2 separate regions of the Homo sapiens genome follow, and region 1 is linked to region 2. Evidence: read pairs that join two places in POLR2A ChIA-PET (ENCODE). Cell type or tissue: B cell. All regions are shown on one strand.

What was found. ChIA-PET counts read pairs that join two places held together with the same protein. Peaks named below come from ENCODE experiments on the same cell type or tissue, not always from the same donor. Only the 100,000 strongest peaks of a DNase experiment are listed, where the experiment ranks them.
Region 1: POLR2A ChIA-PET joins it to region 2 with 11 read pairs; 3 of 35 experiments call an interaction of 5 or more read pairs at or near these places.

The regions. Positions count from the first base shown.
Region 1 is chr1:230,303,991-230,307,990 of GRCh38, forward strand. No RefSeq gene overlaps it. Among named protein-coding and RNA genes, the nearest start is that of PGBD5, 120 kb to the right of the region's middle. RefSeq lists a silencer at 2,322-2,411. In B cell, no CTCF peak of the experiment used is centred here; a DNase peak (open chromatin) is centred at 2,381.
Region 2 is chr1:229,512,880-229,516,879 of GRCh38, forward strand. It overlaps ABCB10 (ATP binding cassette subfamily B member 10), which reads right to left. Exons shown (of 13, transcript NM_012089.3): 13 at 3,703-4,000. NUP133-DT (NUP133 divergent transcript) reads left to right here. Exons shown (of 3, transcript NR_110630.1): 3 at 1,099-1,208. Among named protein-coding and RNA genes, the nearest start is that of NUP133-DT, 6.4 kb to the left of the region's middle. In B cell, CTCF peaks have their summits at 2,018 (motif pointing left) and 2,218; a DNase peak (open chromatin) is centred at 1,972.

The DNA.
Region 1 (4,000 bases), 790 kb after region 2:
CTTCATACCCACTCAGAATCAAAGGGACAATAACAACTGTTGGCGAAGATGAGGAGCAATTGGAACCCTCATTCATTGCTGGTGAGATTGTGAAACGGTGCATCCGCTTTGGAAAACAATCTGGCAGTTCCTCAAAAGATTAGCTGTGGAGTCACCACATGACCCAGAGATTCCACTCCCTGGCCGTCTCCCAAGAGAAATGAAAATATATTAAATCCACACAAAAACTTGTACACAAATCCCATAGCAGCACTATTTGTGATAGCCAAAATGTGAAAATCAACCAAATGTTTATCAACTGATGATGGGTGGATAAATAAAATGTGATGTATGCCTACCTGGGAATATTATTCAGCCACAAGATTGAAGTACTGATGCACGCCACAGCATGGAAGAATCTAAGCAAAAGTAGCCAGCCACGAAAGGCCACATGTTATACAATATCACGTATATGAAATGTCCAGGATAAGCAAATCCGCAGGGACAGAAAGTGGATGAGCTGTTCCCAAGGGTTAGAGGGCGAGGGAATGAGGGGTGAGGAGTGGCTGTTGACGGGGATTATTTGGGGAATAAAAAAGATGTTCTAAGATTAGATTATGGTGATGATTACACAACCTCATAAATATACTAAAAACCACTGAACCTTACGCTTCAAATGGGTAGGCTTTTTGGTTCCTAAATCATATCTCAATAAAGCTATTATGTAAAAGTGAATTTTTAAGCTATTTTTTATTTTACAGTTTATATGTTTGATAGTACAATTTACATAATTTATCATGCATGTTTATATCTTAATAAAAAAAAGAAAGAAGAACATATTGGGCCAGGCTATTAAGGAGTAGCATAAGGGAGTTTCTTTGGGGAGATAGGACAGTTTCACGTCCTGACTGAGGTGGTGATTACTGGAGTCTACAAGTGTGATTAAATGTCATATATCTATACACCAAGAGGAAGGGACGGAGTCACTTGAACCCGGGAGGCGGAGGTTGCAGTGAGCTGAGATTGTGCCACTGCACTCCAGCCTGGAGACAGAGAGAGACTCCATCTAAAAAAAAAAAAAAAAAAAAAAAGCCAGACATTCTAAAAGCTTATCAATGGGGGAATAATTTTGTTATCTTTGTACATATATACTATGGCATATATTACATCATTTAAAAATAGCGTAGACACATGTAAATAAAGATCAATGATAAGAGAAAAAGTGACAAATATGTATAATCTGATCCAATTAATGTTTTTAAAAAAGAAAAAGGCTGCATGTATGTAAAAAGGCCTAGAAAGAGCTCTGAATAAATTTATTTTGTATTGCTATAAAGGAATATCGGACACTGGGTAATTTATCAGTAAAAGAGGTTTATTTGGCTCACAGTTCTGCAGGCTGCAGAGAAGCATGGCACCAGCATCTGCTTCTGCTGAGGGTCTCAGGGAGCTTCCAATCATGGTGGGAGGGGAAGGGGAGCTGTCATGTCATATGGCAAGAGAAAGGGAGCAAGAGAGAAAGGGGAGGACATGCCAGTCTCTCTTTATTTTATTTACTTGTTTTTGAAATGGAGTCTCACTCTTTCACCCAGGCTGGGGTGCAGTGGCGTGAACTTGGTCCAGTGCAACCCCTGTCCGCCTCCCAGGTTTAAGAGATTCTCAGGTCTTGGCATCCCAAGTAGCTGGGATCACAGGCACCCACCAAGAAGCCCAGCTTATTTTTGTATTTTTAGTAGAGATAGGGTTTCACCATGTTGGCCAGGCTGGTCTTGAACTCTTGACCTCAAGTGATCCACCTGGCTGGGTCTCCCAAAGTGCTGGGATTGCAGGCATGAGCTGCCAAGCCTGGCCCCAAGCTCTTGTTTTTTGAGACAGAGTCTCGCTCAGTCACCCAGGCTGGAGTGCAGTGGTGCAATCTTGGCTCACTGCAACCTCTGCCTCCTGGGTTCAAGCGATTCTTGTGCCTCAGTCTCTTGAGTAGCTGGGATCACAGGCACCTGCCACCAAGCCCAGCTAATTTTTGTATTTTTAGTAGAGATGGGGTTTCATGATGTTGACCAGGCTGGTCTTGAACTCCTGACCTCAAGTGATCCTCCTGCCTCAGTCTCCCAAAGTGCTGGGATTACAGGCATGAGCCACCGTACCTGGCTTCAGGCTCTTTTTAAACAACCAAACCTAAAGGTAACTAACAGAATGAGAGCTCATTTATTGCGATGGGGATGGCACCAAGCCATTCATAAGGGATCCACCCCATGATCCAAGCACCTCTCATTAGACCCCACCTCCAACACTGGGGATCACATTTCAACATGAGATTTGGAGGTGACAAATATCCAAACTGTACCAAGCTCTGAAAGTAAAACTAAATTGATGCACAGTGCTTACCTCTCCTAGACTCAGAGGGCGGAAGTCAATGCCCTCTCGTGGTGGGGGTGGAGGAGGGAAGGAAGACATGTGAAGGTCAATTTCATCATTTTATGAAAAGCATGAATACTAACGAGAATTTCTTATGATGACATGTCCAAGTATCTTTTGCTATTTTTTTTTTTTTTTTTTTGAGATGGAGTCTTGCTCTGTCACCCAGGCTGGAGTGCAGTGGCATGATCTCGCTCACTGCAAGCTCTGCCTCCCAGGTTTACACCATTCTCCTGCCTCAGCCTCCCCAGTAGCTGGGACTACAGGCGCCTGCCACCATGCCCGGCTAATTTTTTGTATTTTTAGTAGAGATGGGGTTTCGCCATGTTAGCCAGGATGGTCTCAATCTCCTGACCTCGTGATCCGCCCGCCTCGGCCCCCAAAGTGCTGGGATTACAGACGTGAGCCACTGTGCCTGGCCTTGGTAATTTAAAAAAAAACAAAAAACAAAACAAAACAAAAAAACAGGTTGTGCCAACAGCAAAATGGGAAAGGCAAGGATGTTTATTGACAGTCATCTACAATGACGGGAGTTTCACTCGTTGGTATCACGGGGACGACATCAAAAGCATCTGTAAGTAGAGTTGATACAGCCTTCCAAGGGTGTATCCCCAAACCTCACCTCTAGCCCAACGTGAAGCATCACAAACAAGTCAATGCTTTTACAGTAAACATCCCTTAGTTTACTGAGAAAGAAAAATTTAAAGTCTGGGGCAAGGACACTTAAGCTTAAACAGTTGCAGGTTGATGGAACCTTTGTAACTGATGAAATCTATGGACTTCTTGCCAGAAAGAAAAAGAAAGTCACATATACATACACAAAACAATATTTTCCTTACAAGTGGAGCCCTGAATTCCTGCCCTACAGAAGAAATAATGATTTTCCTGCCCATGAGGCCCTTCAGCACTGGGGCTTAATCCACTTTTTTGACTCGTATCCAACTACTCCCCCCACCACCCAACCCCATTCATTCATTGGCTCCCTCCCAACACCTTAGCTCACTCCCTGTCTATGTCGAAGGCCTTCCCTCCCTCCACTTTCCTGGCTGGCTCAGCTTCCCTCAAGTCCTAGTTGTCTTCTGGTCACCCCCCTGGAACTCACCGCAGCACACTCTAGCCAATCATTTCTGCCTCTGCCTGGGTCTTACTGGTCACGGCATGCTGGCATTCAGGAAATAGTTAAAGCTGCTTCTTCCTTGAATGACTAACCAGGTGAATGAAAATGAATGACAGCAAGCAACTAATTGTCATTAAACAGTTAATAGAAGAAAGTTCATCTATGTTACCTTTGGGGATAGTTTTAAATAAGAGAGGCTTAGAGAGTGAAAGCAGAGAGGATCTAAGGTTGGGGCAGTGGTGGTAAGTGTCTCTTTTGGGTAGAGAGGATGCTCAGGGTCCTTCAGATCCCATCAGGGGAAGCAGTGCCTGCTGCCTGGGGTTCCTTCCAGCAGGCACTTGATCACAATGTCAATCAAGTCTACTGTCTGCAGGAGCAAAGGAAGAATCCATTATTTGTAACTCACCCCTCCTGTGGGAGCCAATCCTCAGATAATGCAGAAGCCCTGAGGGGTCCCTCTATCTGGGCTGCTATTTCTTGGCAAGATTC
Region 2 (4,000 bases):
CCAGCCACTCGGGAGGCTGAGGCAGAAGAATCACTTGAATCCAGGAGGCGGAGGTTGCAGTGAGCTGAGATTGCACCACTGCACTCCAGCCTGGGCCACAGAGTGAGACTCCGTCTCCAAAAAAAAAAAAAGAAAGAAAAAAATACAAAAATTAGCTGGGCATGGTGGGTGCACGCCTGTAATCCCAGCTACGCAGGAGGCTGAGGCAGGAGAATCGCTTGAACCCAGGAGGCAGAGGATGCAGTGAGCCGAGATTGGCCACTGCACTCCAGCCTGGGCAACAGGGCAGAAAAAAAAAAATAAAATAGTAGCAGTTCATATTGAAAAGGCTATGGGGAAACAAGCACTGCTTACATATCTATCTGGTGGGACTGTAAAAGTACAATCTTTTAAGAGGACAATTTCTATTAAAAAGCCTTATAATTACTTGGCAATTTCACCTTAGAAATTTATGTGAAAAAGTCAAATAACAAAGACAGTATTGTTTATAATAGTGAAGGAGGTAGAAAGTAACATAGATGGCCAACTATAGATTTATAGTGCATCCACATTATGGAAAACCGAAAAAAAATACAAAGGTCCTGAGTCTGAAAAAAAAAGCATTATGAAAAGCTATATTTAAAAGAATACATATGGATGTGAGTAATGAACACTTAACAATGTAGGAAAATATTCATGCAAATTTTCTAAAAAGCAGTTTGGTTAAAAATAGTATGTGCAGAGAATTAGGTCAAAGTTGCAGTTATGTAAGATGCGGAAGTCTAGAGATCTAATGTACAGCATAAGGATTATAGTTAACAACATTGTATTATATCCTGAAAATTTGCTGAGAGGAGATTTTATAGACTCTTTCCTCAAAAAAACCGAAAAAAGGTAACTATGGAAGATGAAGGATAGGATAATTTGCTTGACTGTAGTTTACTGTGCATATACATATCAACATCATGTACACCTTAAATATATAGAATAAAAAATAGTGTGTGCAGTGATACGGTTCAGGACCTACCACCCCAAAATGTGGCACCTTGGCATTTGAGAACACAGTAGAAGCAGGAAGATCATTCTCTGACCTTCTTCCACCCTTCTCCCCTAAAACAGGTCTTAAGACCCTCATTTGAGAGATGCCTTCCCTGTACCTGGAGGAAAGAAACATCTTTATCTCTGAAGACACAGGGCCACAGAGAAGAGTCTGAACAAACAGGCTTTACCAATTTCCCCCAGTTGTTACCGTTAGATCAGACCTTTGTCCAGTCATATCCTTCCACAAGTTGTCCACTCATCAACCCTAAGCATAAAAATGCACAAGTTTCCTTGTTTGTTTGGGTCTTCATTTCCAAGGGCTCCTATGTCATGTTAAACTTTTAAATAAATTTGCATGCTTTTCTCTTGTGAATCTGGTTTTTGTTATAAGGGCCTTAGCCATGAACCTAAGATGGTAAGGGTTTCTTTTCCCCTACATGCAATATAAGTGGATTTAAATTTTATTAAAATAAATAGAAAAATACCTCCCCAGTGTAGACATGTGTGTATGTGTGAGGCGCCCAGGCAACTTGTGGTTCCACTTGGAGACGAGCCTCTCCTCTGTACGTCCTTCCCAAAATATCACCTTTGCAGTTAAGATCAAACTTTGATTTATGTGGGACTAACTAACAACTGCAGTCGACAATAGGAAAGCAGCCAGAATGATTCCCTGCCGACGTGGTGGAATTATTAGACTCCCATTCTCACAGCATGGTAATTAAAGTGTTAAAATGGAGAGGCACAGGACCAAGGAAGAACGCATCCAGAAATTACCCGCACCCAGTCATTTTCAGGGCACTCATCTAATCCTGTCAATGGAACTTTTTGAGATGGCTCTAAATTTCAGTGTGGTTTAGAAGTCCTTCAAGTAGTACGGAATTTTTTCACTGTCTCTGTCATCAGTGAGATTTCTGTCAGGCATCTCAGCTTGTAGGCCATGTAGTCTGTCACAACTCCTCCCCCTTGTGGCTGTAGGGTGAAAGCAGCCGCAGACAATTCCTAGAAGGAGTAGGCTGTTTATGGACACTGAAATTTGAATTTCATGTATTTTTAATGTGTCATGAGATATTCTCTCGATTTTTTTCCAACAATTTAAAACTGTAAAAACTATCCTTAGCCTGCAGGCTATACAAAAACAGCTGTTTGCCAATCCTTGCACTAGCTTTGTGAGGGAGGCACAGCTCGCACCCAGCACAGGACCTAGCAAAATCGAAGATGCTCAGTAAATGTTTATTGAATGAATTCAGTGGACAGATGACCAGAAAAACCCCATGATGCCTCAGAAATACACTCCAAAGGAACTTTTACAATGTAGTTTTCACATAGTTATTTCATTTATATTTGTTTTGTAACATTTGTACTGCTTTTCGCTTATTTACTTTTGAGACAAGGTCTCTGTCTCCCAGGCTGGAGTGCAGTGGTGCGATCTCAGCTCACTGCAACCTCTGCTTCCCAGGTTGAAGTGATTCTCCTGCCTCAGCCTCCTGAGTAGCTGGGATTACAGGCATGAGCCACCATGCCTGGCCGGGAATTCATCTTATTTTATAAAACTGCCAAAGTTATCAAAAATAAACTAAAACCAGGCCGGGCACGGTGGCTCACACCTGTAATCCCAGCACTTTGGGAGGCTGAGGCAGGCGGATCGCTTGAGCTCAGGAGTCGGAGATGAGCCTGGCCAACATGGTGAAACCCTGTCTCAACTAAAAATACAAAAAGCAGCCGGGCATGGTGGCGCACGCCTGTAGTCCCAGCTACTCCGGAGGCTGAGGCAGGAGAATCGCTTGAATCTGGGAGGCAGAGGTTGCAGTGGCCAAGATCGCGCCACTGCACTCCAGTCTGGGCAACAGAGTGAGACTCTGTCTCAAAGGAAAAAAAAAAAAGATGGATTCCCAAAATGGAGCCCTACTTTTATAAGAATGCATTTACAAGGGTTCGACCTACAATGGTTTAACTTGTGATTATTCTTCGGGAACCTGTCAGGCCCAGGGTCAGGGGAGACCTTGAACATACAGACAAGCCTGGGACGGTATATAACAAAATGCTGAGCTCAACAATGCGAAAATTTTCTTTTGAGTTTCTTCTTGCCTGAAACTGTGTATGTCATTAATGCTGAATTAATTCACAACTTGCCTACGCTTATTTCCTCCTCTGTGAAATGGGGAAGATAAATATTTGTCTAAATTACAGGCTTGTCAAAGTATCAAATGTAACATGCAAACACTCTGGAAACAAAAAAGTGATACCAGAACACAGTGTTACAACTACACCTCTTTATGATCCCTAGCTGCATTCTTGTTATTAATTTTCCCCTGCCTTCCCACTCCTTCAAAACTAGAAGCTCCTTGAGGGCAGAAACTGTGGCTTACTCATCTATCAACTTCACAGCACAGTTCCTTGTCCCTGATGTAGGTAGGAGATACTTATTTACTGCAGTGAAACAATTAAACAATATTTGTAAGTAGCAAACAAGTGATGACATTCAACAAACTTGGTAAGGAGGAATGAATGGAACTTTTAATTACAACATGTTTTTGGATATGTGTAATGTTAGTCTTTTCTTTATTCCTGAATCTCCACAGCCAAATTCTACTAAGAAACAATGTAGTGAGAAGTTTTATAAGAAATGACAGACTGCATCTTTGGTTCCTGGGTCATAAAAAAAAAAAAAGTGACAGACACAGATAAAGTTCACTATAAATTTTAATCTATGATATAAAATATTACCTAAAGATAAAATTGAACATCATGTATCAGAAAATAAAACATAACAATGAAATGCAATTTCGTAAATACTTCTATGGCACAAGGATTATTTTCCTCAGATTCAACCTTGTAATTGTGTTGTTTGCTTTCTGAAAATCACACTTTATAAAGAACACAAGTAGAGCTTGTTAAAAATGATTGTCACAGATGTACTGTTTACTAATTCAAAGAACACTATATTCATTCATATCAATTTTATTCATTAATTATGAACAAT